3 separate regions of the Homo sapiens genome follow, and regions 1 and 2 are each linked to region 3. The links are chromatin loops, found by intact Hi-C in ENCODE. Cell type or tissue: heart right ventricle. All regions are shown on one strand.

Region 1 (2,500 bases), 97 kb after region 3:
GGTGGAGGTTGCAATGAACTTAGATCACACTACTGCACTCCAGCCTGGGTGACGGAGTAGGCCTCTCTCTCAAAACAAACAAACAAACAAACAAACAAACAAACAAACAAACAAAAGGAAACTGGGTGTTTGGAGAAATTATTGGAAAAAAAATGCCCTTTTTAAACTTTTGGATTTTGAGCCATGAGAATTATTTCCTAGCCCCAACAGTAAATAAATTAATTTTTTTTGCTGTCTCAGTGTAGCTTTTTTTAACTGAGGTGAAAGTTGTATAAGATAATATTAGCCATTTTATAGTAGGAATTAAAATAATCTAAATTTTAACATTAAAACATGAGCCTTTACCAAGAACTTTACCATTTTCTGTTTCTGCCTGTCTTGGCGTGGGTCGCCAAGTCATCCCATCCAAATGTCTACTCTCAGTGCTACCAGCTCTTTTAATATCTTCCTTAGAGACTGTTGGAAGTGGTCTAGAGTTAGACTCTTTCTGAATTCTTTTTTTTTTTTGGAGACAGAGCCTTGCTCTGTTGCCCAGGTTAGAGTGCAGTGGCGTGTTCTCGGCTCACTGCAACCTCCGCCTCCCAGGTTTAAGCGATCCTCCCACCTCAGCCTCCCAGGTAGCTGGGATTACAGATGTGTACCACCATACCTGGCTAATTTTTGTATTTTTAGTAGACACAGGGTTTCGCCATGTTGGCCAGGCTGGTCTCGAACTCCTGGCCTCAAGCTATCCACCCGCCACAGCCTCCCAAAGTGCTGGGATTACAGGCATGAGCCACCACGCCCTGCCCTCTTTCTGAATTCTTTTTTTTTTTTTTTTTTTTTTTTTTGAGATGGAGTCTTGTTCTGTCACCCAGGCTGGAGTGCAGTGGCGTGATCTCGGCTCACTGCAACCTCTGCCTCCCTGGTTCAAGCGATTCTCCTGCCTCAGCCTCCCGAGTAGCTGGGATTACAGGCACTCGCCATCATGCCTGACTAATTTTTGTATTTTTGTAGAGATGGGGTTTTACCATTTTGGCTAGGCTGATCTTGAACTCCTGACCTCAGGTGATCCGCCTGGCTCGGCCTCCCAAAGTGCTGGGATTACAGGCCTGAGCCACCATGCCCGGCCTCTTTCTGAATTCTTAAGCATCTAGAATCTGTTTGCTATCTTAGTCTGTCCACGTGAATATGTCTCGGATTGACTGGTATAGGTCCGTGTCTTTTCTTCTTGAGAGCTACTGCGAGCTCCTCACGGTCAAAGTCCCCTCCTGCGCTCCCCAATATGCCCTGTTCCCAAAGTGCCGTCCTCAGTGCTTTGAGTAGATCAGCAGATGGACAGAAAAGCCTTCAGGACTTGACTGAACCATGGGAGCCGCGGGGACGAGGACACTGTGCCCTCTACAGGACGATTTCAAAAGTGGTGGCAAGAAAGGTATTCTCAGCACAGACTGGGAAATTCTCCCACGTAGCTGCACAGCATAAAGGAAAATGACAAAGGAGGCTGGGCCTGGTCCTTCCCTGCCCTCTGTCACCAGGCCTCCTCTGGGCACACTTACTGGGCCCACAACCACATCAGGCATGGAGTGGAAACTCGGCTTGAGCTGCAGGCCACCTGGGCGCTATAGAACTGTAACTCCCAGGGCTGGGAGAAAACTCATTTTGAAGGTGGGGTCACAGGGCCCAGAGAAGTAAAACAACTCGCCCAGGATCACAGTGCTGGTCAGTGCCACCCTGACACTTACTCCGACCATGTAACTTCTGAACCTTGATTCTAAGCCAAGTGGTCTGATGTAGGCAACTGAATGTGGTTATTTCTGAGCTTTTTCTTTGTCAATCCAGGCCTTATGAGCCAGTCACAGTTCATTTCCAGCTCCTCTCTCTGTTTTCCTCCCTCTCCCCTTTGGGCTGAATTGAAGGCTCTAGGAGTGCGCAGAGCCTCTATTTGGGATGGGATGGGTGGGGTTGCCCATCTCCCTGACTTGGGTCCCAGGGCTGGGCTTGTCCATTCCTTGGCAGGGAAGGTGCTTGGCTTGGAGGGTGCTAACTCAGGCCTGCCATCACTCCTTCCTGCTCCCGTGCAGCTCGCTGCTTCCTCAGAGATGCAGCTAAGTCCTTTCTCACCCTTTGGCTGGCTTATGCCATGTCCTTGAACCGGTGTGCTCATTTCCTCTGCTGGGCGGCCTCCCAGTTGCACCTTGGCTCTCTCTCCTAATTACTTGCTGTGTCTCACTTGAGGGCCGTGGAAAACTTGGGAGACATAGAGACAAGCTCTGCAGCACCTGGAAAGACCATGGCTCCATTTCAACCACTCCATACCATGCGTATGCATGTGTGTGTGTGTGTGCATGCAAGTATGTGTGTGCGTGCGTGTGTGGCAGGGTCGAGGGAGTTGGTCAGGAGGTCCATCAGCTACAAAACTCTCAGACAGAGGTGCAGGACTCAGGCCCCTTCTTCTCTCATATCCCCCAAATGACAGGCAAACTGTGGGGAGGTGATAAGTGGAATGACACTACCTCCT
Region 2 (2,500 bases), 360 kb after region 3:
TTGGTCTCTGGACCACTTGACTAGAAGTGCCTAGGATGCTTTTTGCACATTCATACTCATAGGCCCTAAATCAGACTTAACAAGTCTTCTGTTGAGCATCATTAGGAACCCTAAAGTTGCAGAAACACTGCCTTGCATCCTAGGGTCATAGAATTCTAAGTAGGCCAAAGTCACTATTTGCCGTTATTTAGAAATTTACCAGATTTTTTTTTGTAAAATGTTAATTTTTTTTTTTAAAGACAGGGTCTTACTCTCTTGCCGAGGCTGGAGTGTGGTGGCACCATCATGGCTCACTGCAGCCTCGACCTCCTGGTCTCAAGCAGTCCTCCCACCTCTGCCTCCAGAGTAGCTGGGACTACAGGCATCATGCCTGGTTAATTAAAAAAAAAATGTTTTTGTAGGGACCAGGTATTGCTGTGTTGCTAAGGCTGGTCTCAAACTCCTGGCCTCAGGCAATTCTTCTGCCTCAGACTCCCAAAGTGCTGGGATTACAGGTGTGAGCCATCATGAGTGGCCATAAAATGTTAATTTTGACAGTTCTCTTAGTTACTGGTGTTTATTCTGCACATAAGGTTTTCTGAATTTTAGACTTGGTACATTTTTAAGTTTGTACTAAGTTTGTGCTCTGGTCCCTTCCATTTAATTAAATCAGCACGCAGTAAAGCTAACTTGAAACCCATTGACAAGATAGGCTTTTTCTGCATTAGATGACAGCTGCACCGTAATTGGTGAATTTCGCTAAATTGAGCATCTCAGTGGAGCATAACTGAGCGTCTCACTCTGCGGTCAAGTCTTCCGTGCAGAATTGTCTTTTATCGCATAGAACTTTACATATCTGAAGAGATATTTATATCCTAGAAATAGAATAAGTTGGTCGTGTTTTTCCTAATTAGTATATATCCTTTGTAAAATAGTAAGTAATGACTAGCACTGGTAGACCTGTGATTTCCGAAAGTTTATTCAAAAGAAGCAGGCTCCCTATCTTTTTTTTTTCCTCCTGAAGCTTAGCAATTTTAGCTAAAAGAAAAGGGGAGAGCGTATGGGAGATTGGAGAAGTTGCAACCTTAAAGTATAAATATAGAATATAACAACACATGGAAGGGTAAAATAAGGCTTCAAAGACTATACTTGAGTAAATTTCTTAATTTTAAAATTTGCACCCTATATAGTATTTGAGTATGTTGATGTAACACATGTGTATTGAGCTTTTATTTGCCAGACATGCACTATTCCACAGGGAATACTTAGAGCCTGATTTATAGAATAATTGCTTTCTGCATATTGAGCTAACTTTTTGTTTGTCCCAAATAGTAATATTACTCTTGTAAACACTTAACCTTGTATACCACATTTTTCATTTCATGTTTTACATGTATATAATATTTTTCCTAGCTTCATCTAATTTGGTAACATTCAATTAATTTAGTAACATTAAAATATTTATACTATTCCATCAAGAAGGAACATGACTGCCCTCTTCTGTTTGGGTTGGGTATTGTAGTGGTTTTTATGGGTTAGCTCTTTTTGAGAATGCGACTTTCTAATAAGCTTTTAAAATAATGCTGTTTTTAAAACAACGTTGTGATTTTTGAAAGCTAGTCTAACACATAGCTGTCTACAATGATTTTTTTTTTTTTTGTAATGAGGAAGTTCTTGAGTTGCTGGCTGTCAGTGCCCAGTGCAAAATAGCTCTCTAAAGATTTGCCTAATTGTAAATTCCTTTTTTTTTAATTTTTTATTTTGAGATGAAGTTTTGCTTTTGTTGCCCAGGCTGGAGTGTAATGGCGCGATCTCGGCTCACTGCAACCTTCGCGTCCCGGGTTCAAGCGATTCTCCTGCCTCAGCCTTCCGAGTAGCTGGGATTACAGGCGTGTGCCACCACGCCTGGCTAATTTTTTTTTTTTTTTTTTTTTTTGAGATGGAGTATCGCTCTGTTGCCCAGGCTGGAGTGCAATGGCACGATCTCGGCTCACTGCAACCTCAGCCTCCTGGATTCAAGCAGTTCTCTGCCTCAGCCTCCCTAGTAGCTGGGATTATAGGTGCCCACCACCACGCCTGGCTAACTTTTTTTGTATTTTTAGTGGAGATGGGGTTTCACCATGTGGCCAGGCTGGTCTCGAACTCCTGACCTCAAGTGATCCTCCCGCCTCGGACTCCCAAAGTGCTGGGATTACAGGTGTGAGCTACCGCGCCCGGCCCATAAATTCCTTAAGCCAGCATAAATTCCTTTTGGAATAGGCAGGACATAAATAAACATATCCTGGAAATGGAATAAGTTGGTTATATTCTTTTTAATTAGTATATCTGCTTCGTAAAATAAGTAACTGACTAGCCTTAGTAGACTGTGGTTTCCAGGTTTATTCAGAAGTAGCAAGATCCCTCCATTTTTTTTTCTACCAAAGAAATCGTATGTGGGATCCCAAACCACAAAATAACCGTTCCTGTGGTTAATACTACTATAATGCCTGAAGTGTCTTTTGGGATCCTGAGAACAGAGTTT
Region 3 (2,500 bases):
GGATGTGGTCGGAAGGTCATGAGGGTTCCCCAGTGCCCAAAGCAGAAGTAAAAACATGTGGGGAGAAGCTGTTTGTCCAGCTCTTTTGCTACTGTTCATTTGAAGTAAGAAGAGATAACAACTTAATTTTCAGGTTCACTCTAAAACTCTCTAACATATTTCCATCAATGGTTCTTCCTTGTAAAAAGATATTCTTTATTGTAAAGAAAATTATTTCCTTATTATGAAATATGGAATAACAATAAAAATATTAAAAAGAAAACAAAACCATCCACAAGACCACAGCTCGGAGGTGACCAGGATTTGACTTTCCATCCAGGGTCAGGAAAGATGAAGGCCAGGATTCAGTGGCCTCTCTTTTTCTCCATCGTGAAGATGTGTCAGGCAGGGCAGGGACTACACTGAACCACCACCCAGTGCTTCCTGCCTGCTCGGTTCTGTGCTCAGTACTCACATTCACTGAGCACCTCATTCTCAAAGTCACTATTATTGCCCCACTTTACAAGCAAGGAAACTAAGGCACAGAGGTAAGCAATCTGCCGAAGGCACTGCTGCTCAGTGCCAAAGGTGGTTCAAATAGTCTGGCTCCAGAGCCTGGGCTCTCTACTGAGCTCTCCTTGGTCCTGGAAGCCCCCTTCTCTCTATCTCCTAAGCAAAGGGAGCACTCAAGACCAGCTGACATGCCAGCAGCTCTGCAGGCCAAAGCCTGGCCCGGGCCTGCGGCTGACACCGAGGCTGCACACTGGAATGGGTCCCCCCCACCGTGTGGCATTTGCACGGCAGCACCACATGCTGCTCAGCCCCTGCTTCCTCAGAGTCTCTGCAGAACTTCCCCCAGGCCACCAGGCCGCTCAACACATTGCTCCACCTGATATCTGGTCTTCTTACCCAAAGGCTTCAAGGTTTCTTGTCGCCCCCGTCCCAACTGTGATTTAGCTAGTGCAACCTGAAATTCTCCACCCCTTCAGCTCAGTCCTTTCCCACCTGCCAACTCCTGGAGCTTAGGCTGTCTGTCCCTATCTCCCAAGGAAAAGAGATGATTAGAAAAGCTAGGTCTGAGGAGAGAAATGAAATCCATTATTGGAAGGGGGAGCCTTAGGTTCCTCCCGTAACACAACAGACGTTGTCCTCGCTGTCTCTGAGGTCCCCTGCCACTCTGGCACAGGGCAGTTTCTCTGGTGCCAATCCAGCTCTCATGAGAATGTGCATGCAGCCACCAGGGGGCACAACACACTGAAGAAAAACCAATTTCTGGCCAAGCTGTTCTGGGGCTCAGGGCAATTCTGGTTAAACTGGCAGAAGAGGCTCAGCCAGAAAGGGGAAACTCCACCCTGGGCCTGCGGCCCCTAAAAGGGCAAAGTGGCCATTCTGAGTCGTTCAGCAGCCAACATCGTCTCTGCTGGCCGTGGCTCACCCAGGTCCCCAGTCCTCTTTAGAATGGAACCAACTCTGACACCAGAAAGGGCCAGGCTTTCTGAAGCCCTCCAGATCAGGCAGGATAAGGATGGCATGGAGAAGGCAGTGACACACATCGACTTAGACTTACCATCACTGCTCTCTCCTTTGTGGACTCTGTGGGGGAGAAATTCTGGGCCTGGAGACAGAGCTAGGAAATGTCAGTTAAATAATTCATCAGTTAGGGAACTTTGGGATTATCAACTAAAATGACTTTCTGACATTTGTGGCTCATAGCATAGGTCAGCAAACTGGCCACCCCTCCGGCCAAATCTGGCCTGGCGCCTGTTCTCGTAAACACTGGAACACAGCTATGCCTACTTGTTCACCTACTAAGGCTCCTTTTTTTTTTTTCAAGTAAAGGAATAAAGAATGGCTACTCCAAGGGCAGAGCAGACTAAGGCTTCTTTTGTACTACAACAGTAGAGGGGTAGTTGTGACAGAGACTTTGCAGCCCTTGACAGAGTTTTGCAACCTGTGGTTTACAGGCACAGCTCATTAAGAAAAGTCTTACTATTTATTATAATAAATGAACTGGTATCGGCCAAGTAAAACCCACACAATCAATGTTCCTTTTACTCTACTAACACACACACACACACAAACACACACACACACACACACACACAGGCAGGACAAGAGGCACGATTCCATGGAGTATGACCAGGGTGGCAGCATCCACAGTGACATCTGGCAAATGGCCCTGTTGTACCAGGGCAAAGGTGATTTGCTGAAAGCAAAGGATTCTAATGGCCCTTGACAATTTGACCATCACAAGTCTCAACTCTGCAGACTGCTTCGAGGGGTAGAAAATGCTGGCAGACAGAATCCGTAAGTACCTTTTATCATTACATGCACGGGGTCTGGGCAGCTGAAGGGGGTTTAGACATGTGGACATCTTACTTTGAAGCGCATTCCTTTCCGTTGGCCTTTGTCCAGTTTTGGCTTTTCCACATAAAGAGGGTTTTTGAGCAATGTCTGGGCTTTGGGTTCAAACTGCACCGACCAATCCCACACGGTGAGCAGATTCAAAGGCTTGCTTTGT

What was found. A loop is a pair of places that touch in the nucleus more often than their neighbours do. Peaks named below come from ENCODE experiments on the same cell type or tissue, not always from the same donor. Only the 100,000 strongest peaks of a DNase experiment are listed, where the experiment ranks them.
Region 1: it touches region 3 in a loop (5-fold over the local background); 94 of 110 quality-filtered maps call a loop at or near these places.
Region 2: it touches region 3 in a loop (3-fold over the local background); 38 of 110 quality-filtered maps call a loop at or near these places.

What each region holds. Positions count from the first base shown.
Region 1 is chr5:32,328,169-32,330,668 of GRCh38, forward strand. No RefSeq gene overlaps it. Among named protein-coding and RNA genes, the nearest start is that of MTMR12, 16 kb to the left of the region's middle. In heart right ventricle, a CTCF peak has its summit at 1,396 (motif pointing left); a DNase peak (open chromatin) is centred at 1,373; H3K27ac peaks cover 604 bases.
Region 2 is chr5:32,588,871-32,591,370 of GRCh38, forward strand. All of the region lies in intron 2 of SUB1 (SUB1 regulator of transcription), which reads left to right. Among named protein-coding and RNA genes, the nearest start is that of SUB1, 4.6 kb to the left of the region's middle. In heart right ventricle, CTCF peaks have their summits at 1,480 (motif pointing left) and 1,684; no DNase peak of the experiment used is centred here.
Region 3 is chr5:32,231,415-32,233,914 of GRCh38, forward strand. MTMR12 (myotubularin related protein 12) reads right to left here. Exons shown (of 16, transcript NM_001040446.3): 15 at 2,359-2,500. Among named protein-coding and RNA genes, the nearest start is that of GOLPH3, 58 kb to the left of the region's middle. RefSeq lists enhancers at 220-765, 766-1,310, 2,164-2,500. In heart right ventricle, a CTCF peak has its summit at 1,207 (motif pointing right); a DNase peak (open chromatin) is centred at 1,227; H3K27ac peaks cover 1,721 bases.